2 separate regions of the Homo sapiens genome follow, and region 1 is linked to region 2. Evidence: chromatin loops called from intact Hi-C (ENCODE). Cell type or tissue: ovary. All regions are shown on one strand. Links, peaks and the distances in the headings refer to the core of each region. The heading gives the core; the rest is flanking DNA. Region 1 overlaps PRIM1 (DNA primase subunit 1). Region 2 holds the start of NEMP1 (nuclear envelope integral membrane protein 1).

The links. Hi-C counts contacts between places; a loop is a spot of excess contacts. Peaks named below come from ENCODE experiments on the same cell type or tissue, not always from the same donor. Only the 100,000 strongest peaks of a DNase experiment are listed, where the experiment ranks them.
Region 1: it touches region 2 in a loop (7-fold over the local background); 45 of 110 quality-filtered maps call a loop at or near these places.

What each region holds. Positions count from the first base shown.
Region 1 is chr12:56,734,651-56,749,974 of GRCh38, forward strand. PRIM1 (DNA primase subunit 1) reads right to left here. Exons shown (of 13, transcript NM_000946.3): 3 at 12,276-12,382; 4 at 12,131-12,204; 5 at 11,395-11,531; 6 at 9,415-9,473; 7 at 8,337-8,446; 8 at 7,096-7,187; 9 at 6,785-6,926; 10 at 4,644-4,713; 11 at 3,784-3,875. Among named protein-coding and RNA genes, the nearest start is that of PRIM1, 10 kb to the right of the region's middle. In ovary, for the core only: no CTCF peak of the experiment used is centred there; no DNase peak of the experiment used is centred there.
Region 2 is chr12:57,064,465-57,079,788 of GRCh38, forward strand. It overlaps NEMP1 (nuclear envelope integral membrane protein 1), which reads right to left and starts at 14,327. Exons shown (of 9, transcript NM_001130963.2): 1 at 14,155-14,327; 2 at 8,324-8,448; 3 at 6,210-6,429; 4 at 4,770-4,842; 5 at 182-275. The coding sequence starts at 14,281. RefSeq lists enhancers at 5,417-5,486, 13,882-14,131, 14,252-14,301. In ovary, for the core only: a CTCF peak has its summit at 5,151 (motif pointing right); a DNase peak (open chromatin) is centred at 5,217; H3K27ac peaks cover 867 bases.

The DNA of each region.
Region 1 (15,324 bases), core at 3,471-11,470, 330 kb before region 2:
TCCCAGCCTCGGCCTCTGAAAGTGCTGGGATTACAGACACATGCCACCATGCCCAGCTAAAATATTATTTTTGCATGTAATAAAAATTGAGATATATGATACTCTCTTTCATACAAGTCTTTTATATTTATATATATATATATAATATATATACATATATTTTCTTTTTTTTTTTTTTTGAGACAGAGTGTCACTCTGTTGCCCAGGCTGGAGTGCAATGGTGCGATCTCGGCTTACTGCAACTTCCGCCTCCCAGGTTCAAGCAATTCTCCTACCTCAGCCTCCCGACTAGCTGGGATTATAGGTGCCCGCCACCACAATGAGCTAATTTTTTGTATTTTTAGTAGAGATAGGGTTTCACCATGTTGGCCAGGCTGGTCTCAAACTCCTGACCTCATGATTCACCCACTTTGGCCTCCCAAAGTGCTGGGATTACAGGCGTGAGCCACCGCGCCCGGTCCATGCCTTTATTTTTGAGTCTTGCTCTGTTGCCAGGCTGGTATGCAGTGGTGCAATCTTGGCTCGGGAACCTCCGCCTCCCGAGTTCAAGCGATTCTCCTGCCTCAGCCTCCTGAGTAGCTGGGACTATAGGTGTGTGCCACCATGCCCGGCTAAGTTTTTGTATTTTTAGTAGAGACGGGGTTTCACCATGCTGTCCAAGATGGTTTTGATCTCTTGACCTCGTGATCCACCTGCCTCAGTCTCCCAAAGTGCTGGGATTACAGGCGTGAGCCACCGTGCCCGGCCCCATGTCTTATTTTTGAGACACTGTCTTGCTTTTTTGCCCAGGCTAGAATGCAGTGGTGCAATTGCAGCTCACTGCAGCTTTGACTTCCCTGGCTTAAATGATCCTCCCACCTCAGCCTCCCAAGTAGCTGGGATCACAGGGAGTGCCACCACAGCTGGCTAATTTTTTATTTTTAGTAGAGACAAGGTCTTGTGTTGCTCAGGCTCTGGTCACGCCCTTTTGGAGATTATTAGAAGTTTTTACATTGAGTATTCTTGTTTTTTTTTTTTTGAGATGGAGTCTTGCTCTGTCTCCCAGGCTGGAGTGCAGTGGGGCAATCTCGGCTTATTGCAACCTCCACCTCCTGGGTTCAAGCGATTCTTCTGCCTCAGCCTCCCGAGTAGCTAGGATTATAGGCGCCCGCCACGACGCCCAGATAATTTTTGTATTTTTAGTAAAGATGGGGTTTCGCCATGTTGGCCAGGCTGGTCTTGAACTCCTGACCTCAGGTGATCCACCCGCCTCAGGCTCCCAAAGTGCTGGGCCTACAGGCATCAGCCACTACGCCTGGCCTGCATTAAGTATTCTTTGATTTATAAAATAGTTTAAAAAATGTATACAACAAAAAATTTAATATAGGCAGGGTGCGGTGGCTCATGCCTATAATCCCAGCACTTTGGGAGGCCGAGGCAGGTGGATTACGTGAGGTCGTGAGTTCGAGACCAGCCTGACCAACATGGAGAAACCCTGTCTCTAGTAAAAATACAAAAATTAGCTGGACGTCGTGGCGGGCACCTGTAACTCCAGCTACTCAGGAGGCTGAGGCAGGAGAATTGCTTGAACCCAGGAGGCGGAGGTTGCAATGAGCTGAGATTGCACCATTGCACACCAGCCTGGGTGACAGAGTAAGACTCTTTCTCTAAAAAAAAAAAAAAAAAAAAAAAAAAAAAGAATATACAATTTTATTCATCCATTTAATTATATAACCTATAATGATACCCAATGGGAAAATATGATTGAGAATAAGAAAGGAGTTTCACATAAAATTTGGATTTTAGTAGTATCCTACGTTTGCATGGAATTAAGAATCCTCATAATAGTTCTTTAAAAAGAGTAAGAAAGAAATTATACTTTTTTTTTTTTTGAGACGAAGTCTCACTCTGTTTCCCAGGCTGGAGTGCAGTGGCGCAACTTCAGCTCCCTGCAACCTCTGCCTCCCGGGCTCAAGTGATTCTTGTGCCTCAGCCTCCTGAATAGCTGGGACTACAGGTGTGCACCACCATGCCTGGCTAATTTTTGTATTTTTAGTAGAGACGGGGTTTAACCGTGTTGGCCAGGCTGGTCCCAAACTCCTGACCTCAGGTGATCCACCCACCTTGACCTCCCAGAGTGCTGGGATTACAGGCGTGAGCTACTGCGCCCGGCCACATAATTTTCATTTTGAGACAAGGTCTCTCTCTGACACCCAGGCTGGAGTACAGTGGTGTGGTCAAGGCTTACTGCAGCCTTAACCTCCTGGGCTCAAACAGCCTCTTGAGTAGCTGAGACCACAGGTGCCTGCCAGCATGTCTAGCTAAATTTTTTTTTTTGGAGAGACAGGGTCTCTCTGTGTTGCCCAGGGTGGTCTCAAACTCCTAGGCTCCTCTTGCCTCGGCCTCCCAAAGTGCTGGGATTACAGGTGTGAGGTGAGCAGTAAGCGAGCATTACCGCCTGAGCTCTGCCTTATGTTAGATCAGCAGAAGCACTAAATTCTCAAAGGAGCATGAACCCTATTGTGAACTGCGCATGTGAGGGATCTAGGTTGCGCACTCCTTATCAGAATCTAATGCCTGATGATCTGAGGTAAAAAAGTTTCATCCTGGAACCATCCCCAACTCCTCCCCCTCTCTTTGCAGTCCGTGCAAAAATTGTCTTCCACAAAACTGGTACCTGATGCCAAAAAGGTTGGGGAGTGCTGCGCTGCTATGCGGCATCTTTTTTTTTTTTTTTGAGACGGAGTTTTGCTCTTGTTGCCCAGGCTGGAGTGCAATGGCGTGATCTTGGCTCACCGCAACCTCCACCTCCTGAGTTCAAGCGATTCTCCTGCCTCTGCCTTCCGAGCAGCTGGGATTACAGGCATGTGCCACCACAGCCGGCTAATTCTGTATTTTTAGGATAGACAGGGTTTCTCCATGTTGGTCAGGCCGGTCTCGAACTCAGGACCTCAGGTGATCAACCCACCTGGGCCTCCCAAAGTGCTGGGATTACAGGTGTGAGCCATCGCGCCTGGCCTGCAGTATCTCTTAGGTGTTAGATTTGCCTTCCATTAGCAGGAAGATTTAGAAATTCCTTAGCTTCTTCAAATTCTTTTTTTTTGTTTGTTTATTTGAGACAGTCTCCCTCTGCCGCCCAGGCTGGAGTGCAGTGGCACAATCTTGGCTCACTGCAACCCCTGCCTCCTGGGTTCAAGCGATTCTCCTGACTCAGCTTCCCGAGTAGCTGGGATTACAGGTGCCCTCCACCATGCCTGGTTGATTTTTGTATATTTAGCAGAGTTGGGGTTTCACCATGTTGGCCAGGCTGGTCTTGAACTCCTGACCTCAAGTGATTTGCCTGCCTCGGCCTCCCAAAGAGCCGGGATTACAGGCGTGAGCCACTGCGCCCAGCCAGCTTCTTCAAATTCTTGAATATACAACTTGGTAAACAGTTTAGACATATGTTTACCATAAAACCCACCTATATGCATCAGAAACAAAGAAAAAAAGTACTGCATATATAATAGTTGTTAAATAAATAGGTGGTGAATCTCAGAGACTGATTATTCATACTTATTGATAGTTTAATCTTACAGTATAGATCCTAGCATTAAAAGTTACTTAGGAAATATGTGTTGAATCAGACTGGATTCAATAACACCACTTGGGCTGCTGTTGAAGAAAGGACACAAACATTGTATGCAGTTCCAGGACAAATGCTGATCCATTCTAGTTGAATCAGAGAATTAATTACTGGAGTGACAGATGGATATCTATATAAAAACCCTGTATTTAAAGTGAAGCTTCAAAATATTACCTTACCTCTGGTTCTATGTTTGACATCAGATTCAGCTTCATTCTCCTCTTTTTCCTCTTCATTAGTGGAAATGGCATCCAATTCACGGCAGATGAAGCTGCAAGTAACAGAACAAGAGAATTTTGTTTTTGTTTTTGTTTTTGAGACGGAGTCTTGCTCTGTTGCCAGGCCGGAGTGTGGTGGTGCGATCTTGGCTCACTGCAACCTCCGCCTCCCAGGTTCAAGTGATTCTTCTGCCTCAGCCTCCCAAGTAGCTGGGACTACAGGCATATGCCACCAAGCGCAGCTAATTTTTGTATTTTTAGTAGAGACAGGGTTTCACCATGTTGGCCAGGATGGTCTCGATCTCTTGACCTTGTGATCCACGCGCTTTGCCCTCCCAAAGTGTTGGGATTACAGGCATGAGCCACCGCGCCTCACCACGAACAAGAGAAGTTTAATGTTGGTTTCTGATCAGCATTATCCAGTGTATAATAGCATGTGAATCCCATAAAATTTACTGTAAAAAAATTATGCGGCCAGCTAAATTTGGGATATTCTAAACACCATGATCTCTTCTTGGAGTTTTTCATGCATATTATCATATGAAAGACTGTGAAATACTGTAGTAAAAGATACTTTTAATCTGTTTAAGTCAGAATTTCCTAAATTTACTTGACCTTAAAATCTTTTTCTTACATAACAGCAGGTGAAAATCTTGTATTGTTCTATTAGGGCATCGTCATCTAACCTTTGAACCTTATTTGGTTTCCATAACCAAATATACCATTCCCATGCAACTACTTCTCTAAGGAGGCTAATTCAATTTATTTAAAATTCATAACAACAATTACAAACAAGGAGTGATCAATGATCTGAAACATACCTTATGGTCGGAACAGTAAATGGATCAAACTGGTCCACTTTCTGCAAATCAATAGGCACAGATATGCGACCTGTAAGACACAAAAGTTATAAACTGATGATTGTGGACTATAAATCATTATAGTCATCTCCTACAGGTTATTTTTGGTTAAAATTTTTATTTAAGGCTTAGACAAAGGGTTAAACTTATCTGTTAAGAAGAGTATTTAGAAATATAAATTACTTTCACATTAGCTGTGCCCTTACTCTTTTTTAGAGTTAATGCCTCACTTTGTCACCCATGCTAGAGTACATACAGTAGCATGGTCATAGCTCACTGCAGGCTTGATGTCCTGGGCTCAAGTGATCCTCCCACCTCAGTTGTCTCCCAAAGTGCTAGGATTATAGACGTGAGCTACTGCTCCTGGCCTGGCCAGTTTTTCAATTTTTGTTGAGTTGGGGTCTCACTATGTTGCCCAGAACTCCTGGCCTCAAACAATCCTCTTGCCTCAGCCTCCTGAGTTGCTGGGATTACAGGTGTGAATGACCATGTCCAGCATGCCTTTTATTTCTCTTTAAAAAACCAGCCAGGTGCAGTGGCTCACGCCTGTAATCCCAGCACTCTGGGAGGCTGAGGAGGGTGGATCACAAGGTCAGGAGTTCAAGACCAGCCTGGCCAAGATGGTGAAACCCCGTCTCTACTAAAAATACAAAAATTAGCTGGGTGTGGTGGCGGGTACCTGTAATCCCAGCTACTTGGGAGGGTGAGGCAGAGAATTGCTTGAACCTGGAAGGCAGAGGCTGCAGTGAGCCAAGATCGCGCCACTGTACTCCAGCCTGGGTGACAGAGTGGGACTCTGTCTCGAAAAAAAAGGAAAGAAAAAAAACAAAAACAAAAACCAATAAGCAAATGTGAAGACTGTTGAGCTATTTCCCAGTTGCTCTTATCCCTACTTTTATTTCTATATTTAGAAATAAAGTATATTTAAATATTCCATATTTAAGTTCAGAACAATCTCAGAGTTAGTGAGTCCTGAAAATAGAACAAAATAGATGAAACTATAATATTTACATTGGCTTGGTTTATTTGAGATCAATACAGATACCCACATGTCAGACACCTTTAAAAAGCATTTAGGAAATAAAATAGAAATTCCTCTACTCTTTTATAATACCCCCCTAGGATACCATATAGAATTTAACACATCTCAAAAGTGACGTAATGAGGCTGGGCGCAGTGGCTCTTGTCTGTAATCCCAGCACTTTGGGAGACTGGGGCAGGTGAATTGCTTGAGCTCAAGAGTTCAAGACCAACCTGGGCAACATGGCAAAACCCTGTCTACAAAATATTAGCTGGCTGTGGTAGCACATGCCTGTAGTACCAGCTACTCAGGAGGGTGAGGCAGAAGGATCGCTTGAGCCGATCGGTGAGCCGAGATTGCACCAGTGCACTCCAGCCTGGGTGACAGAGTGAGACTCTTTCTCGAAAAAAATTTTTTTTTGTTTTTGTCAGTGCTAGGAGTAGAGTTCATTTCATTTCTTTCTTTTTTTCTTTTTTTTGAGACAGGGTCTCACTCTGTTGCCCAGGCTGGAGTGCAGTGGCACCATCACAGCTCACTGCAGCCTCAACTTCCCAGGCTCAAGTGATCCTCCTGCCTCAGCCTCTTGAGTAGCTGGAACTACAGGCATGCACCACCACGTCTAGCTAATTTTTGTATTTTTTGTACAAAGGGTGTTTAGACATGTGGCCTAGGCTGGTGTTAGACTCTGGGGCTCAAGTGATTTGCCCACCTTGCCCTCCTCAAGTGCTGGGATTACAGGAGCAAGCTACCACATACAGTCACACACAATTTTTTTTTTATGACCTTGGATGGGTTACATCTTGGGCCACTGTTTTCTCATCTGTACAATGAGAGCTGTTGTCCTAAGATTTTGATGGTCCTCTCCAAATCTAATATGGAACCTCAGAAACCCAACTGAAAAACAGTTACATAGTAGAAACTCATCTGGTAGCTACTTAACTGACTTAGGTATTGGGTGACAGAGCAATTCTTCTACCTTTAAATCATAGACATTATATATATTCAGACCTAATGCCATGCTTACTAAAGCCAATAGCAACTCATTTTTCTTTTAGTTTTCCTTAGTTTCCTTGTGTAGTACCTGTTTTAGGATGAACACTAAAAGGGCTCTTCAGTAGATGATTGATTCCTTTGCTGACATTGATATCCAGCCGTGGAAAACAGTACTGGAGCATAATCTCCCACTCCAGCCAGGGTCCATATTTGTCATTTTTGATGTTATTCTAAAAGCAGATACAAGGCCAACATGAGGATCAGTAGGAACTGTTGAAGATTTCTTTAAAGAAAGTTAAAAAAACGATCTTCAACCATCTTTAACTGACTAGGCAAAGCAATCAATTTAATTAAGAATTGCATTATTATATCTGTAATACAGATTTCAGTGGCATATACCTGATATCTGCTGGCTACTTTCTTCAAGTGCTCCCAACGCTGAAGTGAATTGTGAGACTTTTGGAAGCTTTGTTGAAGTTCATCATGAATTGGTGATGGGTCATTAAGGAACAGACTCATTTAGGGAACATCAATGAACAATTTAGTTTTAAGTATGTATTACCACAAGGGTGTCTTACAAATATTCAGAAAGTAGTTATTAACATTTCTTGAAATATAAATGTTGACTGGGCGTGGTGGCTCATGCCTGTACTCCCAGCACTTTGGGAGGCAGAGGTGGGTGGATCACGTGAGGTCAGGAGATCGAGACCAGCCTGGCCAACATGGTGAAACCCCATCTCTACTAAAAATAGAAAAATCAGCAGGGCATGGTGGTGCACATCTGTAATCCTAGCTACTCTGGAGGCTGAGGCAGGAAAATTGCTTAAATCTGCAAGGTGAAGGTTGCAGTGAGCTGAGATTGTGCCACTGTGCTACAGCCTGGGCAACAGAGTGAGACTCCATCTCAACAACAAAACAACCCACCCCACAAATGTTAAACTCAACAGCTGTATCCGGCCGGGCACAGTGGCTCATGCCTGTATTCCCAATATTTTGGGAGGCTGAGGTGGGTGGATCATTTGAGACCAGCTTGGCTGACATGGTGAGACCCCGTCTCTATAAAAACACAAAAATTAGCTGGGCGTGGTGGCGTGTGCCTGCAGTCCCAGCTATTTGGGAGGCTGAGGCAGGAGAATTGTTTGAACCCGGGAGGCGGAGGTTGCAGTAAGCCAAGATCACACCACTGCACACTCCAGCCTGGGCAACACAGTATAAGACTCCGTCTTAAAAACAACAACAACAACAAAAAAACCCCAAACCAAACCAACACCAGTTGTATCATTGAAATCTTCCCCTGTAAAAATACAGTGATGATATAACAGAAAGAATGCCAAAATAACTATAAGGTATGATGTAAAGTTTTCCCTGGTCTGCATGTATTTTGACTATGTAATTCACCATTCTTTAGCTGTTAATTCTAGGACCAACTTCCAAAATGAGAAAACTGATTTGCAACATGGCCCCATTTTTTATTATGTTCCAGACCAGAGATACTAAAATCCAGAAATACAGGAGATATTTTGTGTAAAAAAGATTAAACTTATAAGTATATGAGAACTTACAAGCAGACATGTCTAACATTTATAATATCACAGATCAAAACAACTAGCTCACACAGAAATGATCACGGGAAAGGATATTTTCAGGAACAAGGGCTAAAATCTTATCCCAGCTTTCTTTATTTTCGAGAATATCTTGATTAACCAAGGCATATTCTTCAAAGTATTTTTTTATTATGTTTATAGATTTTCTGTAAGAACAACAATAACAACAGAGTCCCAACACTATCAGTAACACATATGCCACATAGGTATTGCTGCCATTGTGGGGAAAACTACTGCTTATTTTCATGACATTTTCAGAACTTAACTAGGTAAAATGGGAATACTACCCTGTGCAGGGTTATGATAATTAAATGAGACACTTTTAAGGGAAAAGAACCTGACATAGAACCTGGCACAGAATGGGTATACAAGAAATGTTTACTTTTTAAACCTCACAACTTAGAAGGTTAATATACGCAATAAGGGTAGAAAGTAACCAACCCAGGACACCATAATACATCAGTAGTAGAATGTGGGATGCAGCCTACACTTTCCACTGTGAATTGCTTGTATTAATATCTCAACAATCATATAATGTTTGCAGTTTACAAATATGCATCACATTTACTCTTTCACTTAATCATTGATACAACTGTGAGACAGGTAGAGTGCATGCTGTTCTCCCCATCATAGAGATAAGGAAATGGAGGCAGCAATATTTTGTCAATATTTTATCAAGATCATAGTAAGTGGCAGAATAGGAATTTTTACTCCTAATATAAGGCTTTTTCCACTATCCTAGAGAAGTAGTGAATTCAGTGGAAAAAGCATTGGAGTAGGCTTTACAGTCAGGCAGACCAGGGCATGAATCCTAAATTTAACAACTAACTTGTCGTGTGATGCCAAGCTCATTATAAAATCTCTCTAAAACTCATTTTCCTTATCTATAAATGGAGATACCATCAAGTCTCTTGTGGGGTTTTTTTGAAGAGCAATGAGAACATCTGTAAAGCACCTTTTAGGAATACTGCAGCATAAAATAGGCACTCAATTAACCATAGCTATTATTATTATAAAATGCTACCCAGCAGTGAAAATTGATAGCAAGGTAACTCTAAAGGCACATGCCGGTAAATCAGACACCTTAAAGTGCTTGGAGACTTTTCCAACAGACCTGATAAAAGGGTGAATTTTTTCACTTAGGTGAACTTTCTTTTTAACGTCTTGACCACCCTGAAAAATAAATCATTAAAAAAGAACTTCAGGTATACAATATAAATACAGTCATGTGCAGCATAACGACATTTTAGTCATGATGGACTGCATATAAGATGGTGGGCACGGTGGCTCACACCTGTAATCCCAGCATTTTGGGAGGCTGAGGTGGGTGGATCACCTGAGGTCAAGAGTTCAAGACCAGCCTGAATCCCATCTCTATTAAAAATACAAAAAATTAGCTGGGCATGGTGGCGCATGCCTGTAATCCTAGCTACTCGGGAGGCTGAGGCAGGAGAGTCGCTTGAACTCGGGAGGCAGAGGTTGCAGTGAGCCGAGATCGCATCATTGCACTCTAGCCAGGGTGACAAGAGCGAGACTCCATCTCAAAAAAAAAAGAAAAAGATGGTGGGTCCCATAAGATTGCAATACTGTATTTTTACTGTGACTTTTCTATGTTTAGGTATGTTTAGCTACATCAGTACCTATCATTGTGTTACAATTGCCTACAGTATTGAGTACAGTAACATGCTGTACAGGTTGTAGCCTAGGAGCAATAGGTTATACCATATAGCCTAGATGTATAGTAGGCTATACCATCTGGGTCTGTGTAAGTATACTCCATGACTTTTGCAAAGTGATGTATTTCTCAGGATGTATCCTTATTGTTAAGTGATGCATAATTATAATTAAAACATTTCTAGGGCTGGACGCAGTGGCTCACACTTGTAATCCCAGCACTTTGAGAGGCTGAGGCGGGCGGATCACCTGAGGTCAGGAGTTCGAGACCAGCCTGACCAATATGATGAAACCCTGTTTCCACCTGCCAACACGCCTGGCTAAATACAAAAATTAGCCGGGTGTGGTGGCAAGTGCCTGTAATCCCAGCTACTTGGGAGGCTGAGACAGGAGAATTGCTTGAACCCGGGACGCGGAGGTTGTGGTGAGCCAAGATAGCGCCACTGCACTCCAGCCTGGGTAACAGAGCAAGACTCCGTCTCAAAAAAAAAAAAAAAAATTTGTAGGCTGGATGTAGTGGCTCACACCTGTAATCTCAGCATTTTGGGAGCCTGAAGTGGGAGGATAGTTTGAGTTTAGGAGTTCAAGAACACCCTGGGCAATATAGTGAGACCTTGTTTCTGCAAAAATTAAAAAATTGGCTGGGCGTGGTGGCGCATGCCTTTAGTCCCAGCTACTCAGGAGGCTGAGGTAGAAGGGTCACTTGAGACCAGGAGGTCAAGGCTGCAGTGAGCTGTGGTCACGTTACCGTACTCCAGCCTGGGTGACAGGGTGAGACCGTGTCTCAAAACAAAACAAAACAAAACAAAAAAAACCAAAAAAACAAACCAAAACCAAAACCAAACTTTAACATGTTCTATTATTTTATATATAATAAATCTATTTTATCTATTATTTTACATATGCCACAAAGCAAGATATTTATAGCAAAATAAAATGAAATATCTTAAAACATGTAGCTACTATGACTTTAAATGATCTATTGGTAAGATCATTTACTCTGCAATGTGAATGCCATTAAAGATAAGTTTTAGGCCAGTGTGGTGGCTCATGTCTGTAATCCCAGCACTTTGGGAGGCTGAGGTGGGTGAATCACCTGAGGCTAGGAGTTCTAGGCCAGCCTGGCCAACATGGCGAAACCCAGTCTTTACTAAAAATACAAAATTTAGCTGGGCACAGTGGCAGGAGCCTGTAGTCCCAGCTACTCGGGAGGCTGAGGCAGGAGAATTGCTTGGACCCAGGAAGCAGAGCTTGCAGTGAGCCAAGATCATGCCATTGCAGTCCAGCCTGGGCAACAGAGTGAGAGTCCATCTCAAAAAAAAAAAAAAAAGATAGTTTCATTTTCTTTGACAGTAAACATATCAGGCTTGGTAACATCTAGAAACTAAAGCAATGCAAATTAGAATTAAGAGGATCTTACCTTTACAAGGCTCAAATACTCAACTATCCCAGAACGTACTGCAGAAGACAGTTTTCTAACTGATTCATCACAGACCCAACAATGAACACCTCTCCTTCCAGAATATACCCAGAGACGATGCTTAAATCCAAAGTCCTCTGAGGAAGAGAGAAATAATAGGTTTTAAAACAAATCTATAAACTCCTTAATTAATGTATATTAAATTACTTGTTGTTTCCTGTGCTCCCCATGTTCTTGCTTCATCTCTTTACCCATCCTGGTCTCTCTGCTGGGAATTTCTTTCTTTTTTAAAAAACTATTTTATTAGGCCAGGTGTGGTAGCTCACGCCTGTAATCCCAGCACTCTGGGAGGCCGAGGTGGGCAGATCACGAGGTCAGGAGTTCGAGACCAGCCTGACCAACATGGTGAAACGCTGCCTCTACTAAAAATACAAAAATTAACTGGGCGTGGTGGCGTGCGCCTGTAGTCCCAGCTACTCAGGAGGCTGAGGCAGGAGAATCACTTGAACCCAGGAGGCAGAGGTTGCAGTGAGCCGACATTGTACCACTGCACTCCAGCCTGGCTGACAGAGTGAGACTCGTCACACACACACACACACACACACACACACACACACACACACACACACACAAATTAATGAGATTTGATCACAAAATACAGAGACTAATAGTTAATAGTAGTCAGAGGAAAACCGATTCTTACACTTGACCCCATTCAGAAACTGCTGATACTTGCCCTTCAATGCTCTGTCAATGATGCGTATGGCCATTGTCATGAGGGTCCAGCACTTAGGACATATGTCTGCAGAACTAAAGCAGAGTCATCATTACTCATTGTCAGTGATACCACCCACCCTAACAGCAAGACACACAGTGCTCACCTACAACATCTCCTCACATCGTCATAGTCTGTCATGTCAATGTCAAATACCAGTTCTTTTTCCTGAGCCTGGAAAGCTCCCAGCTTCACTGTATTGTGTTGATTGGGCTACAGATACAAAATATTGATCAGTTTCTATAAGAGCTGCCACACTGCTAAATCTGCTTATTTTCTACACATATGGAAAAAGTTGCCAAACAGAAATAAAGAGACTATATAATGCCAACTTTATGACAGTGAAAGTTCATTATTTTGGATCTTACACATACACTATTGATGAGAGTCTTAACTTTCACCAACTTAAAGCAGGGTTTAATGAATACATATCCATCATAAATGTTTGTTGGTCAATAAGGATAATAATAAAGCTGTTTTTAGTTTTCTGACAAGGGAACGTATACAAATAATGGCCTATTGCAAGGTGTTTTAAGAACCTTTACTTGTTACCATACATAGAAGTATTTAAAAATTTTTCAATAATTCAAAAAGATCTCCCCAATTAGTTTGAATTGAGACTTTATTATAAAGAGGCTATGAGAAGCTGGGCACAGTGGCTCATGCCTGTAATCCCAGCACTTTGAGAGGCTGAGGCGGGCAGATCACTTGAGGTCAGGAGTTTGAAACCAGCCTGGCCAATATGGTGAAACTGTCTCCCTACTAAAGATACAAAAAATAGCCGGGTGTGATGGCATATGCCTGTAGTCCCAGCTACTTGGGAAGCTGAAGCAGGAGTATCATTGAACCCGGGAGGTGGAAGTTGCTGTGAGTCAAGATCACGCCACTGCACTCCAGCCTGGGTGACAGAGCGAGACTCTGTCTCAAAAAAAAGAACCTGAGAGGTTAATTCCACCATAAGTTTTTATAACTGTAAGTCAGAAGGGAGTGATTACTGAGGAGATTCATAAAACTAAATCTTAGGCTGTCAGTAAGGAAAGATAAGAGGCGCAACCCAATTTATACCTCAGAACCCCCAAAAGGCTCAGGGATAGGTGATACCAGGTATTGTTGGAATGAGTAAGTGCGTGTTTAGTGAAGCTGAGATGAAAAACAGGAAGATTTTTCAAGGCCACCCTTGACTGAAGGAAAAAAAAAAGGAGGATTGGTTCAAAGCATAGTTAAGAAGCAGTTAGCTACCCAGATTCGTACACTTAGCTTGCAGAGCTAGGTGACTGCTCTTTCATTTCCCTGGCAGAAGACACCTGAATTATTTTCCAGAGAGCATAAAACAGAAGGTCCCTGGACTTGGACAACAAGTACAATTGAAGAGTGTGTTGTATTGATATTACAAATTGATATTAGGGGAATAATTAGACATTTATATGTGGAATGTTAAGACCCAGCCCTTTCCACCCACTTCTGTACTCTTCCACTACCAACTCAGGCAGGAAGCTAGAAGATTTCTCTCTAAATAATCTGAACAGGGCTGGGCGCAGTGGCTCACGACTGTAATCTCAGCACTTTGGGAGGCTGAGGCGGGCAGATCACGAGGTCAGGAGATCGAGACCAACCTGGCTAACATGGTGAAACCCCGTCTCTACTAAAAATACAAAAAATTAGCCAGGCGTGGTGGCACACACCTGTAATCCCAGCTACTCGGGAGGGTGAGGCAGGAGAATCGCTTGAACCCGGGAGGCGGAGGCTGCAGTGAGCCGAGATCATGCCACTGCACTCCAGCCTGGATGACAGAGCGAGACTCTGTCTCAAAAAAAAAAAAAAAAGCTTTAGCTAAAAGAAAGTGGTTGCTTCTGGGTCTGGGTGTGGTAGCTCATGCTTGTAATCCCAGCATTTTGGGAGGCCAAGGCGGGTGGATCACTTGAGGTCAGGAGTTCGTGACCAGCCTGGCCAACATGGCAAAACCCCGTCTCTACTAAAAAACACAAAAATTAGACAAGTGTGGTGGTATGCGCCTATAATCCCAGCTACCCGGGAAGCTGAGGTGGGAGAATCACTTGAAACCGGGAGGCAGAAATTGCAGTGAGCTGAGACTAGCCACTGCACTCCAGCCTGGGCAAGAGAGCTAGACTTGTCTCAACAAAAGAAAGAAAGAAAGTAGTTGCTTCTGGGTAGCAAAAAATGAGGGGGAAGGGTAGCAGAATTTTTTTTAGACAGGGTCTCACTCTGTCGCCCAGGCTGGAGTGCAGTGGCGTGATCTTGACCCACTGCAACCTCCACCTACCGGGTTCAAGCAATTCTCCTGCCTCAGCCTCCTGAGTAGCTGGGACTGTAGGCATGTGCCACCGTGCCCGGCTGTTTTTGTATTTTTTGGTAGAGACAGAGTTTTACCATGTTGGCCAGGCTGGTCTTGAACTCCTGACCTCAAGTTATCTGCTCGCCTCAGCCTCTCAAAGTGCTAGAGTTACAGGTGTGAACCACCGGCCCAGCCTGGTAGCAGATTTTTTAAAAGCCGAATAGAAGTACTTGATTTTGTAAACCATGTGCATACATAACTGACAAAAATCACAAAACAAAACACAAAAAGTAAATAAAGGTCTATAGATGCTTCTGTCTTGGCCCAAGAAAAAAATGAGACGTTTTCTCCCTTTAGAAATTAAGGAGAAGGAAGTAGAGAGTGGCACCCTAACCCTTCTTAGAAGTTCATTTTCAGTTTTATTCTCAACCTATAAAGGGGAAGTAAAACAACTCCAAAGTATTTTTTTCTGCCTGCCTTTTATTACCTCTTCTCCCCTTACTTTGATGATGAGAGACGGGTCTGGGATTTAGAGTCAGAAACCCTGGGTTTAAGTGCCAGCTCTATCATTTAGAAATTGTGTGTGAGCTTGTGCAAACTATTCAAGTTCTCTGGGCCTGTTTCCTCCTTTGTAAAAAGAATGAGGATTGATACAAGTAACAAGTTATATAACATGAAAAACTCCACATAAAAGCTATTATGCTATGTATGTATTCCCTCCACCCACCAGTGTATATATTTGAGAAGGGGAAGAAGGGCAATTTTGGTTTGTTCATTCACTCAACAAATATTTATAGTGTACTGTCTCTTGCCAGGCACTCTTCTAGGGTACTTAGAATATACCAGTGGCAGGGGGTGGGAG
Region 2 (15,324 bases), core at 647-8,646:
GAAAGAATTTGTAATCAGGCTCCAAGTTTCATCGTGGAAAGTACCTTTCTGAATCAAGGAGAGTAGGATATTGACTCATCAGCCATCAATACACATTTTCAGTTTTCTAAGATTACCCAGGAAAACAGTCCTTCAGCTATCCAAATTCATTCTAGCTGCACATGAAGATTCTGATACTTACCTTAGGCATAAACTTAGATAGTATAAAAATGATGATTAGCAGAGAGGCCACAATTCCCACAGTCATCCCAGTAGAGTAGTAGAAAATTTGACTTCTGCAGGAAAAAAATGTATTTCATGACCATATGTATATATTTCATACATAGCACTGTTGAAACTAGGACAACTAACCCAGCCGAAAGATTTTAAAAGGTACAAGATTAGAGCAGTACAAGCATCAGAGACATTTCAAATTTGGTTCCAGACCACTGCAATAAACCAAATATTGCAATTGCAGTAAGTAAGTCACACAAATTTTTTGGTTTCCCACTGCATATAAAAATTGTTTACACTATATTATAGTATATTAAGTGTACAACAGCATTATGTCTTAAAAATATATATTCCTTAATTAAAAATACTTTGCTAAAACCTGCTAAAGATCATCTACGCCTTCAGTGAGTCATCATTTTTTTTGCTGGTGGAGGGTCTCACTTCCATGTTGATGGCTGTTGACTGATGAAGGCAGTGGTTTCTGAAGGCTGGAGTGGCTGTGGCAATTTCTTAAAATATAATGAAGTTTGCTGCATTGACTCATCCTTTCAATGAAGATTTCTCTAAAGCATGCAATACTGTCTGATAGCATTTTACCACAACTTCTTTCAAAACTGGAGTCAATCCTCCAACAGCATTAACCCTTAACAAGAGGATCACCCCTCCTTTGAAGCTAGGCACTGACTTCTCTCTCGCTATCAAAGTCCTCAATGGCATCTTCTTCTAGTATAAGGCTATTTTGTCTACACTGAGGAGCTCTTTAATTGTAGCCACTTTCAACAATGATGTTAGCTAGATCTTCTGAATAACTTGCTACAGCTTCTATATCAGTGCTTGGTTCATCTTTTTTTTTTTTTTTTTTGAGACAAAGTCTCACTCTGTTGCCCAAGCTGGGGTGCGATGGCGTCATCATGGCTCACTGCAGCCTTGATCTACTGGGCCCAGGTGATTCTCCCACCTCAGCCTCCCGAGTAGCTGGTACCATGACTTTTTTGTATTTTTTGTAAAGGCAGGGTTTCACCATGTTGCTCAGGCTGGTCTCGAACTCCCTGGGCTCAAGTGATCTGCCCGCCTCAGCCTCCCAAAGTGCTGGGACTACAGGCCTGAGCCACCACGCCTAGCCTACCTTGCACTTATGTAATAAGACAGCTTCTTTCCTTAAATCTCATGAACCAAGAACCTTCACTAGCTGTAAACTTTTCTTCTGAGGCTTCCTCACCTCTCACCCTTCACAGAATTGAAGACAGTTAGGGTCTTGCTCTGGATCAGCCTTTAGCTTTAAAAAAGTTGTATCTGGCCGGGCATGGTGGCTCAAGCCTGTAATCCCAGCACTTTGGGAGGCTGAGATGGGAGGATCACGAGGTCCGGAGATCGAGACCATCCTGGTTAACACGGTGAAACCCTGTCTCTACTAAAAATACAAAAAAATTAGCTGGGTGTGGTGGCAGGCGCCTATAGTCCCAGCTACTAGGGAGGCTGAGGCAGGAGAATGGCATGAACCTGGGAGGCGGAGCTTGCAGTGAGCCGAGATCACGCCACTGCACTCCAGCCTGGGCAAGAGAGCAAGACTCTGTCTCAAAAAAACAAACAAACAAACAAAAAAAGAGTTGTATCTGGTTTAATCTTCTCAACAGCCAACTAAAACTCTCTCCATATCAGCAATAAGGCTGTTTCACTTTCTTATCACTTGTGTGTTCCCTGGAGTAGCACTTTTAATTTCCTTCAAGAACTTTCCCTTTGCACTCACAACTTGGCTAACTGCTCAGGACAAGAGGTCTAGCTTTCGGTCTGTCTTGGCTTTTGCTGTTCTCACTAAGCATAATCAGAGAGATGTATGACTCTTCCTTTCAGTTGAAGACTCACAATCTACTCTAGGGTTATTAATTGGCCTAGTTTCAATATTGCTGTTTCTCAGGGAATAGGGAGGCCCAAGAAGAAGGGAGACGGGAATAACCAATTGGTTGAGTTGTTAGAACACCCATGACATTTATCGATGAAGTTCACTGTCTAATATGGTTTGGCTGTGTCCCCACCCAAATCTCATCTTGAATTGTAGCTCCCATCATTCCCACGTGTTGTAGGAGGGAACTGGTGGGAGATAATTGAATCATGGGGGCAGTTGCCCTCATACTGTTCTCATGGTAGTGAATAAGTCTCATGAGATCTGATGGTTTTATAAGGGGTTTCCACTTTCACTTGGTTCTCATTCTCTCTTGCCTGCTGCCATGTAAGATGTGCCTTTTGCATTCTGCCATGATTATGAGGCCTCCCCAGCCACCAGGAACTGTGAGTCCATTAAACTTCTTTTTCTTTATAAATTATCCAGTCTTGGGTATCTTTATCAACAGTATGAAAATGAACTAATAGGCTGGGCGCAGTGGCTCACGCCTGTAATCCCAGCACTTTGGGAGGCTGAGGCAGGCAGATCATGAGGTCAGGAGATCGAGACCATCCTGGCTAACACGGTGAAACCCGTCTCTACTAAAAATACAAAAAATTAGCTGCACGTGGTGGCAGGTGCCTGTAGTCCCAGCTACTCGGGAGGCTGAGGCAGGAGAATGGCATGAACCCGGAAGGTGGAGCTTGCAGTGAGCCGAGATCGCGTCACTACACTCCAGCCTGGGCGACAGAGCGAGACTCTGTCTCAAAAAAAAAAAAAAGAAAATGAACTAATATACTGTCTTACATGGACATGTGGTGCCCCAAAATAATTGCAACAGCAGCATCAAAGATCACTGATTATGGATCACCATAACAGTTATAATCATATGAAAAAGTTTGAAATATTATAATTACTAAAATGTGACACACAGACCCCAAGTGAGCACATGCTGTTGGGAAAACGGTGTGATAGATTTGCTTGACCCAGGGTTGCCACGAACCTTCAATTTGGAAAGAAATGCACTATCTGTGAACCACAAAAAAGTGAAGTACAATAAAGTGATGTGTGACTATATTTGCCCAAAACTTGAGGTCAGAGAACTGTAGAGACTGATGCTATGTAGTTACTGCCAGATTATGAAGATTAGGATTAAAGGTCTTCCCTCATGTATTTCCCAATAATCAGCCTTTACGTAATGTCCTATTCACATCCCCATCATCTCTCCCGACCTGAATATTATTATTTTGTCACCCAGGCTGGAGTGCAGTGGTGCAATCACGGATCACTGCAGCCTCAACCTCCTGGGCTCAAGTGATCCTCCTACCTCAGACTCCCAAGTAGCTGGGACTACTGGCATGCACAACCATGCCTGGCTAATTTTTGTATTTTTTTGTAGAGGCAGGGTCTCACTATGTTACCTAGGCTGGTCTCAAACTCTTGGGCTCAAGTTATCCTCCCCCTTCAGCCTCCCAAAGTGCTAGGATTACAGGGGTGAGCCACCACAACCAGCCCCCCATTCCAGATTTTTTCTACCAGTTATTCCTCCCTGTTTCTCTCAGCATCACCAAAATAACAACTTCCAGCAACCCCACTCCAGCCCAACTTCAAACTCCAATTGTTAATCTTGCATTCACTACTCCACAAATACTTTTTACTTGTATACAAACTTAATGTTGATTTTACCTTCATTCAATGTTTATTTAGTTACCTATATATTTTCTTCATATTTGTACATGTCAGTCTCACCTGTCTTAACTAGTAGGTTCCTAAAGGAAAAAATGAATAAACACTTGATTTTTTTTTTTTTTTTTAAACAGGGTCTCCCTCTGTGGCCCAGGTTGAAGTACAGTGGTGTGATCTTGGCTCACCGCAACCTCCGCCTCCAGGCTCAAGCGGTTCTCGTGCCTTAGCCTCTCGAGTAACTGGGATCACAGGCACATACCACCACGTCCAGCTAATTTTTGTATAGACAGGGTTTTGCCATGTTGCCCAGGCTGAGCTGTGATATTTGTTTCCTTTTTTTTGAGATGGAGTCTTGCTCTGTTGCCCAGGCTGGAGCACAGTGGCACGATCTCGGCTCACTGCAAGCTCCACCTCCTGGGTTCACGCCATTCTCCTGCCTCAGCCTCACAAGTAGCTGGGACTACAGGCGCCCGCCACCACGCCTGGCTAATTTTTTTGCATTTTCAGTAGAGATGGGGTTTCACCGTGTTAGCCAGGATGGTCTCGATCTCCTGACCTCATGATCCGCCAGCCTTGGCCTCCCAAAGTGCTGTGATTACAGGCGTGAGCCACCGTACCCAGAAGCTATTTGTTTCTTTACGTCTGAACAAAATGAAACTCATCAACCCATGGACCTGTAAAGATGACACCTTAACACATTACTTCTAGCAATAGAAAGGGTGATGATGTTCCATTTCATTGTATTGGCTAACTCCTATCAACCTAATGATGGGCCAACCTAATGTGGGAATTTCACTATTGTCAACATTGTTCAAATAAGAAAAAACAAAAATCATAATACACATTAAAGTATTTTTTTAAATATCCAAGCAGGCAACGGCCAAGCCATAAAGGTCCTGGAAATGGGAATGGCAGTACTTAATAGTTACTATAAAACGCAGGCAGGATAGGTATGAGCCGTTTCATTCTGCACACTAGCCTTGGAACCTACCTGCTCAGCAAGTCTCCACAAAAAAATAGCATAAGTCCAAGAAGGAAAACAAGAAAGAGTTTGGGATCAAATCCTGAAATAAATAAAGATTTTTGCTTAATAAGGGAACAAAACTGCTTAAGGTATTATAGAATAAAAGACAACGTTGGCACTATTGGTCAGCTACAGTAAAAATAAATGCAAACAGCCCACCTAAAAAGCATTTAAATTTCACCTAAAGCCTGGGCACCCTTCCAATGTATAATTAGGTCTCTGTCTAACCTGTATTTGCCTGAAGATCTTACTTTTACTTAGGCTACCTATGCTAAGGTTAAAAGAAACTCAAGCTTCGTTTTGGACAAAGCTAGACACAGTACCATCAGCAATTCATGCAATCACCCACAAGGGGTCTCTATCACTCTGGCTTTCAAGCTTTAAGTCACTCACAGTCATGGAACTCAGCAGATTTGCCCAGAACTGTGGGTCAGGGCCTTGTGTTGTTCTCTAACTGGCTGCTTTTCTTGCCCAACAATACCACCTACTTCCCTTTGCTACAGAACACTGTGCTGGAAAAGCCTACACGCAAATACCTCTCACTCAGGACCAGGGGGCCCTAGCAAAGGCCCCTTAGTGGCATACCAGATACTCCCACAGCTTTCACATTCAAGAGTTCTACGGGAGGCCCACAAACAGAACAGGAGCAGAAGGAATCAGTAACTGTAGAAGGAACGTCAAAAAACAAGCCAACCCTACGTAACCAAAGAACCCTAGGACAAATGGAAGGGCACAACCTATTTCATACTAAACCTAGAAACATTTCTACTACTTACAACATCCCAGGACCCTGTGTAGTAACCAAGGGGAAACAAAGTCAGAGAGAATTCAACAGGATCCATCTCCCCTGAAACTTTCTCAGTCATCTTCAGAAAAGAGAAAACTTCTCCCAGTTCCACTGAATAAGTTTTAAACTGCAGTGGTCTTCATCTTTATTTATGGTTCCATGAATACTCTTTTTACTTGTGAATGATTTTCAATTTTACCTTTCTTCAATTTTTATTAACCATTCACGTCTTTAAATGTAGGCATGTACACATCAGACAGTTACCTTTGTCTAGAAGTGTCCAGAAGGTAGAACACGTCTATCTGATTTACTCTAAGAGTATTTGGCATATATGCTCAGGGACATTAGCAGCACAATGTAATTGGGAATAAAAGAATAAAAGTCTTCACAGTTCCAGGTAAGGAGGTACTCAGAATTTCCTGAGGTGGAGTTTCAATTCTAGGCCTGTCTGATAGGGGTGAAGTCTCCATGAACTGTTTAGAGCAGTGGTATACTCAGGGTTATAATCAGAACCCAACTGGAGCTGTCTTAGGCTGACTTCTCAGTCTCACTAATTATACCCTTCAGAACTCAGTCCTTATCACTACAGAATCCATCAGAAAAACAGAGGTGAGACTTACTCCGGATCACAATGACACTGTACTTGGTGTCCTTCTCTATAATCTCAACTTTGAGGCAGGTTTTTGTGCTGTATAGACCCACGTTAACATAGGTGTCATTCAATTTCTCTTTTAAAAAGGAGGAAAAAAAGTTCCAGATACTAAACTGCTCTAGCTCCTTCAGTTTCTCCTCATTCTCCACCTGGGTGACTCGAACCAATCTGGAACTATTTACTCGGATCTGTAACACAAATAAAATCAGGATGAGAAAAAAGGAAGTAGGAATTTTAATTTTTCACAAATACAATTTTTTAAAAAACCCTCAGACTAACAACCAAATCAGTAATGGTGCCAGTTTTCCACAAAGCTTATCAGAAATATAGAAATACAGTGGCTAAAACATAATTGGGCAAATAACACTGCACATGTTACAGAGAGACAGCTGTTAGAATACCTTCTTGTTAACATGATCTGAATCTACTATTAGGGCAGAACATAGAGGGAAAAAAGACTTCCAAACTGAAAGAGTTATCAATACAGCTATTTATTAGAGATCACACAAAGCAAAGGTCTATAATATTAAGAAAATTGCCAGGCATAAACTGCCCCAGAAAACTAAAAATGTTTTCCGTAATGACAGGCTGAGTTCAATCCATTGTCACAAGCCACTGATTATGAGTAAATGTTGGTTATAATGTGCCCCAGATGGAGTATCACTTTTTTATCAGATAATTTTTTTTTTTGAGATGGAGTCTCGCTCTGTCGCCCAAGCTGGAGTGCAGTGACATGACTTCAGCTCACTGCAACCGCCACCTCCTGGATTCAAGCGATTCTTCTGCCTCAGCCTCCTGAGTAGCTGGGACTACAGGGTGTGCGCCACCATGCCCAGTTAATTTTTGTATTTTTAGTAGAGACGGGGTTTCACCATATTGGCCAGGCTGGTCTCGAACTCCTGACCTCAAGTGATTTGCCCGCCTCAGCCTCCCAAAGTGCTGAGATTACAGGCATGAGCCACTGCGCCCGGCTTGTCAGACATTTTTTTTAAAGAATTTTTTTTAAAAATCCACAAGTTGGCTGGGCATGGCCCCCAGCTACTCAAGAGGCAGAGGTTGCAGGGAGCCGAGGTCGTGCCACTGCACTCCAGCCTGGGTGACTGAGCGAGACTCCGTCTCAAAAAAAAAAAACAAATCCACAAGTCCACCCTTATGTTTTTGATGTGAACAACAAATGTCCTTATCAGTAACTATGCTTATAACAACTACGACATTTCTGAAAGGACCTATTTTGTACAATCACTGTTACAGCCAGACATTCCTGTTTGCCAGGTGACTTAACAGTGTTATGAAATAAATGAGACCAAAGTAATTCTTCAGCTCGGGGGTTTATGAAATATCTCATATAGAATCAGAATAGGAACAGTGGGGCAAAAGAGTTTACATCCTCACAGGCACATAACAGTTTCCAGCCCAAAGAAGGCATAAGGCCTTTAAAAAGAAAGAAGGGGGCTGGGTGCGATAGCTCATGCCTATAATCCCAACACCTTGGGAGGCCAAGGTGGGCAGATCACCTGAGGGCAGGAGTTTCAGACCAGCCTGGCCAACATGATGAAACCCCATCTCTACAAAAAATACAAAAAAATTGGTCAGGTGTGGTGGCGTATGCCTGTAATCCCAGCTACTTGGGAGGCTGAGGCAGGAGAATCGCTTGAACCCGGGAGGCAGAGATTGCAGTGAGCCAAGATGGTGCCACTGCACTCCAGCCTGGGCGACAGAGGGAGACTCTGCCTCAAAAAATAAAAAATAAAAATAAAAAAAGAAAGAGGGGTATGTGTGCGTGCACACACACATACTGCAAAATGAAGGACAAGAAAACAAAGCAGTTTCTTTGGGAAAAGGAGGGAGGAGGAAAGAAGTTTACCTTAGAATACCGTAATCTACTTGAGGGAGCAGAGAGGAATACAAAGTAGGCATAAATGCTTATTGATGAAAACACAACTCAGGATAATCTCAACCCTAACAAGATTGTTAACAACATTTTTTTTAAGCATGTGAAGGGGAAGAAAGTGTCAAAATACTCACTAATCACCAACAGAAATTTACAGAAGCTGCCACTGCCAGAGGATTCCAAGTTATTACCTGTATCCGTGTCCATATATCATGCCATTTTGGGATAAGCACATTTGTGTAACAGAATTGTTGGCTGGCACGCTTTTCACAAACTTGGGATTCCTGAAGCATGACCACATTTACATCAGTTTCAGCTTTATGCAAAGAAAGGAAACAAGAATTAAACATAACAAGCTAATAACTATAACTCATTTCATGAAAAAGATTAAACTAACCATTTTCCTAAACTTTGGGTTAAAACATTAGCCAGACTGAGAAATAAGAAAAAAAACTGAGAAGAAGGAAGAACTAAGGCAGAATCTTATTTCTGTCGTTTAATTATTTAAATATTACACAGTCATTCAGTCAGAAAAGTAATAATAAAAACTACTATTAAGTATCTATTTTTTTTTTTTTTTGAGACAGTCTCGCTCTTTTGCCCAGGCCGGACTGCAGTGGGGCTATCTTGGTTCACTGCAAGCTCCGCCCCCTGGGTTCACGCCATTCTCCTGCCTCAGCCTGTAGCTGGGACTACAGGCGCCCGCCACCGTGCCCGGCTAATTTTTTTTTTTGTATTAAGTATCTATTAAGACAGTATGCTGCCAGGCGCGGTGGCTCATGCCTGTAATCCCAGCACTTTGGGAGGCTGAGGTGGGCGGATGACCTGAGGTCAGAAGTTTGAGATCAGCCTGACCAATATGGAGAAACCCCCCCGTCTCTACTAAAATACAAAAACATTAGCCAGGCGTGGTGGCACATGCCTGTAATCCCAGCTACTCGAGAGGCTGAGGCAGGAGAATCACTTGAACTTGGGAGGCGGAGGTTGAGGTGAGCCGAGATCACGCCATTGCACCCCAGCCTGGGCAAAAAGAGCAAAACTCTGTCTCAAAAAAATAAAAAATAAATACATAAATAAAAGAGACAGTATGCTGTCTCATTTAATGCTCCCAACAATGCTATGAGGTAAGCACTCTCATAATCCCTATTTTATAAATGAGGAACTGATGTTTAAGAAAGATTAAGTAATTTGCTCCAAAATCACACAAATAGTAAATAGCCTATCTGAGATTCACCCCCAGGTCTGACTATGGTCTTAAACACTAGATATACTTCCTGTCCTATAAAGGAATAAAGTAAGCTAAACTACTCCATCTGTTGATTTTCTCTATCCCTTTCCTGAGTAGAACAGAATTGGCAGGTTTTTTATTTTATTTTTTTATTTTTTTTTTGAGACAGGGTCTGGCTCTGCTGCTCAGGCTGGAGTACAGTAATGTGATCATAGCTCATTGCAGCCTCAAACTCTTGGGCTCAAACAATCCTCCCACTTCAGCCTCCCAAGTAGCCAGGACTACAGGTATACACCACCACACCCAGCTAGTTTTTTTTTTTTTTAAAGAGACAAGGTCTTACTATGTTGCCCAGGCTGGTCTTGAACTCCTGGCCTAAAGCAATCCTCCCACATTGGCCTCCCAAAGCACCCACGCTGACCTCCCAAAGCACTGGGATTACAGATCTGCCACCATGCCCAGCCAGCATTTTTTTTTTTTTTTTTCAGACAGGGTCTCACTCTGTCACCCAGGCTGGAATACAGTGGTGCGATCTTGGCTCACTGCAACCTCTGCCTCCCAGGTTCCAGCGATTCTCCCACCTCAGCCTCCTGAGTAGCTGGCATTACAGGCATGAGCCAACTCAATTGGCTAACTTTTTTTGTGTGTGTGTATTTTTGTAGTAGAGATGGGGTTTCACCATGTTGGCCAGACTGATCTAGAACTCCTGGCCTCAACTGATCCACCCACCTCAGCCTCCCAAAGTGCTGGGATTACAGGCGTAAGCCACCACGCCCAGCCAGCAATATTTTTAATATATAGTACTTTTGGAGGATACTAAAAGATTTCAAGGTTGTTTCCTTCCAGCTGTTTTGTGTCACTTCAAATTTTAACAGCAGGCAATGATTACATGCAGTCCCTCTGATTTACCAAAACAGAAGATTCTCCTCTCAATTTGTATTTAATATCAGCTAATTCAAGATTTAAAAGTGACCACTGTCCAGCCGGGCATGGTGGCTCACACCTGAAATCCCAGCACTTGGGGAGGCCAAGGCAGACGGATCACTTGAGGTCAGGAGTTCAAAACCAGCCTGGCCAACATGGTGAAACCCCGTCTCTACTACAAATACAAAAAAATCAGCTGGGCATGGTGGCGGGCACCTGTAATCGCAGCTTCTTGGGAGGCTGAGGCAGAAGAATCGCTTGAACCTGGGAGGGGAGACTGCAGTGAGCCGAGATCGCGCCTCTGCACTCCAGCCTGGGTGACAGAGCAAGACTACGTCTCAAAAAAATAAATAAGGGGCTGGGCGCCGTGGCTCACACCTGTAATCCCACCACTTTGGGAGGCCGAGGCAGGTGGATCACCAGGTCAGCAGATTGAAACCATCCTGGCTAACAAGGTGAAACCCCATCTCTACTAAAAGCACAAAAAAAATTAGCTGGGTACGGTGGCGGGCGCCTGTAGTCCCAGCTACTTGGGAGGCTGAGGCAGGAGAATGGCATGAACCCGGGAAGTGGAGCTTGCAGTGAGCCAAGATCACACCACTGCACTCCAGCCTGGGCGACAGAGCAAGACTCCATTTCAATATAAATAAATAAATAAATAAATAAATAAATAAATAAATAAATAGTTGGGAGCCAAGATCACACCACTGCACTCCGGCCTGGGCGACAGAGCAAGACTCCATCTCAATATCAATAAATAAATAAATAAATAAATAAATAAATAAATAGTTGGGCCCAGGCGTGGTGGCTCACGCCTGTAGTCCCAGGACTTTGGGAAGCCAAGGTGAGGGGATTGCCTGACCTCAGGAGTTTGAGACCAGCCTGGCCAACATGATGAAACCCCATCTCTACAAAAAAAAAAAGAAAAAAAAATAAGGCCAGGCACGGTGGCTCACACCTGTAATCCCAGCACTTTGGGAGGCTGAGGCGGGCAGATCATTTGAGGTCAGGAGTTTGAGACCAGCCTGGCCAACATGGCGAAATCCCACTCTACTAAAAATACAAAAAAATTACCCGGGCATGGTGGCACACACCTGTAATCCCAGCACTTTGGGAGGCTGAGGCGGGCAGATCACTTGAGGTCAGGAGTTTGAGACCAGCCTGGCCAACATGGCGAAATCCCACTCTACTAAAAATACAAAAAAATTACCCGGGCATGGTGGCACACACCTGTAATCCCAGCTACTCGGGAGGGTGAGGTAGGAGAATCGCTTGAACCTAGGTGGCCGAGATGGCACCACTGCACTCCAGCCTGGGCAACAGAGCAAGACTCCATCTCAAAAAAATAAATAAATAAATAAATAAAAATGTATACACAAAGATGTTCACAAACTTACAACAATGAAAAACTAGAAATACCACAAATATCCAACCAACAGTACAAACCACCAATATCCAACCAAATGTTTAATCCACAACATTAATAATGATTTTTACCAGGCAGATGGCACGTGCCTGTAGTCCCAGCTACTTGGGGAGACCGAGGTGGGAAGTTACAGTGAGCTATGATTGTGCACTGCACTCTAGCCTGGGTGTCACAGCAAAACCACGTCACTAAAAAATAATAAATGAAGGCCAGGCATGGTGGCTCACGCCTGTAATCCCAGTACTTTGGTAGGCTGAGGCGGGCGGAACACCTGAGGTCAGGAGTTCGAGACCAACCTAGCCAACATGGTGAAACCCCATCTCTACTAAAAATACAAAATTAGCTGAGTGTGGCTGGGCGTGGTGGCTCACGCCTGTAATCCCAGCACTTTGGGAGGCTGAGGTGGGCAGATCACGAGGTCAGGAGTTTGAGACCAGCCTGGCCAGCCTGGTGAAACCCCGTCTGTACAAAAAATACAAAAAGTTAGCCAGGCATGGTGGCATGCGCCTATAATCCCAGCTACTCGGGAGGCAGAGGGAGAAGTGCTTGAACTCTGGAGGCTGAGGTTGCAGTGAGCCTAGATAGTGCCATTGCACTCCAGCCTAGGCAACGAGGGCGAAACTCTGTCTCAAAAAAAAAAAAATTAGCCGAGTGTGGTGGCACATGCCTGTAGTCCCAGCTACTTGGGAGGCTGAGATGGGAGAATGGCTTGAAACAGGAACCGAGATTGCACCACTGCACTCCAGCCTGGGCCAGACAGCAAGACTACATTCTGCGGGGCGGGGCGGGCGGGGGGTGGAGAAAAAAAATTAAATGAACATCTGCACATACATTGGAATGTAATACAAGTAAGACAACATTTACAAAGAATTTTAAGGCCGGGTGTGGAGGCTCATGCCTGTAATCCCAGCACTTTGGGAGGCCGAGGCGGGCGGATCACGAGGTCAGGAGATCAAGACCATCCTGGCTAACACGGTGAAACCCCCTCTCTACTAAAAATACAAAAAATTAGCCGGGCGTGGTGGTGGGCGCCTGTAGTCCCAGCTACTCGGGAGGCTGAGGCAGGAGAATGGCGTGAACCTGGGAGGCGGAGCTTGCAGTGAGCCGAGATCTGGCCACTGCACTCCAGCCTGCGCGAAAGAGGGAGACTCTGTTTAAAAAAAAAAAAAAAAAATTAGCCGGGCGTGGTGGCGGGCAAGTGTAATCCCAGCTACTCAGGAGGCTGAGGCAGGAGAATCATTTAAACCCAGGAGGCGGAGGTTGCAGTGAGCTGAGATTGCACCACTGCACTCCAGCCTGGGCAACAAGAGCAAAACTCCATCTCAAACAAACAAACAAACAAAAAAACAAAAAAAGAATTTTAAATTACTTGGGAAAATTATTGTACTACAAAATCAAACGAGAAAACTATCTCTGGTAACGACTGGCAGCCTCCAGGGAAGAGAACTAGAGTACTAACTGGATACAAATTATCAATTCATAAAAAATTAAAAATATGTGGAAAAAGATCAGAAGAAAGTGTGCTAAAATAGATTGCTTCTGAATGGATTAACAGTGTGGTTTCTGCCTGCTTCTTTATACTTAATTGTACCTTGCCAAATCATCTAAAATAAACATGCATTATTTGGCCGGTCACGGTGGCTCACACCTGTAATCCCAGCACTTTGGGAGGGCCAAGGCGGATGGATCACGAGGTCAGGAGTTCGAGACCACCCTGGCCAACATAGTGAAACCCCATTTCTACTAAAAATACAAAAATTAGCCGGGCGCGGTGGCGGGTGCCTGTAATCCCAGCTACTCCGGAGGCTGAAGCAGGAGAATTGCTTGAACCCAGGAGGCGGAGGTTGCAGTGAGCGAGATCGCACCACTGCACTCCAGCCTGAGTGACAGAGCTAGACTCCATCTCGCGGGCCGGGGGCGGTAAGGAATCAAGGTTTTACAAGAGCAGAAGATAGTAGAGATCACTGCATTTCTGTCAACTACATCCGTTCTGCCACCCGTGCCCTGCGTCCTGACAGAGCATACGCTCAGATGGTGTTTGCTGATTTGCCGAATGAATGAGATGGTCCCTTTCCCGCGGCTGCTCTGCCTGCCCAGAATGGTCCCCAGGTTTTCTCGCTTTTAACCAAGAAACTCAAGGCTTCTGCAACGAGACACAGCCCCCAGGACTGCTTCTCAACCAGTCTAGGCCTCCCTTCCTGTCTCCGCCAAAAGGCTTCAGGCTCCTCCCCACTCTGGAAGCTGCCCCAGCCCGCTTCAGGGCCCAGACCCTCAGTCCCGACGCCCACTAGCCTGCCAAGTTTCTTCCACCACACTACGCCGGCGGCCCTCGGTAGAGCCACCGCCCTTCTGCAGAGTAACGGCCCGCGCCCTCGGGACAATCCCTTTTCCAAAAATAACCCCCTCGGCACCTGCCCCCTTGGCAGCTGCTGCCCGGGCGGTACCTGTGCCGTAGACCAAGCAGCCGGAGAGGATCAAGAGTAGCCGCACTGTCCCACCGCCCCCGACTCCCGAGCCCCAGGGCCCGGGACCAACTGCCGGCGAGACCGCCACTTTCATTCCTCCCGCCATGGTTGCCTCAAGCCACCTCCTCCTCACGTGCCTTACCCCAGCAACTAACTCCGAACGGGCAACGACAGCAGCCTATCCTCTACGAAACCCGCCCCTATCAACCAATGGGATGGGCAGGGCTTCGAGCACCCAGCCCTCCAAGGGCCCTATGAGTCCCGCCCCTTAGCAACTGAAGAGAGAGGGCGGGAAAAGCAGCTTTCAGCCTATTGGAAAATGGGTTCTCACCCTAGCAGTGGCGACAGGAAGATCCCACCCCGCTAACAACATGCTTCCGTCTTCAGTTTATTTACAACTGGTGTGATTGATGGTAAGTTTAACCAATAGAAAATCGGAATGGGAGAGGCCTCCTTGACCAAACTCGGTATTTCCATAGAAGCTGTCTGAAGTTCCTTCCGTTTTCTTTCGGTTACTTTTTATCACGACCTTTCTGTTATGAGACGCCTACAATTGAGATCGCTTTATGAGTAGGACCCTGATAGGACGATTTTTAAAGTCGACTGACAAAAGTGTGGTTCTCCAAAGTCCTAAAGGATTTAAAATAGAAGTCACAAAAAAGTGTGTGTCAATATTTTATAAGCATAAACATTAGCTTTTAAAAATGTATTCATAGGATTTTTATTTTTGGAAGTAAAATTAATGTTAGGATTAAGAAAGATTCATTTATTCCTCTTATCATCTTGTGAGACAAATATAATTCTCTCCATTTAAGAAGCCAAAGCCAAGACAGCCACAGGAACCTGCCCAAGATTTCATAGTTCATCTGGTCTGTGATCCCAACCTAAATCCTACTGACTCCAAAGCCGGAGTTATTTATATGGATTAGCTGCTTCCCATTCAATGATTTAACACAGGGCCCAGCAGAGATCCAGGTGTTCAGAAACTGTTAGTAGAAATTGAAACTTTTTTTTTAAGAGGATCTGATGGTGATGGGTAGGAAAACTACAGATGATAGAGCCAAATGAATTGAGGAATTCAAGGAAGGGGGCATCTCCTGGGGAAGGTTCAAGCTTTCAAAACAAGAATTTTTTTTTTTAATGTTTTTA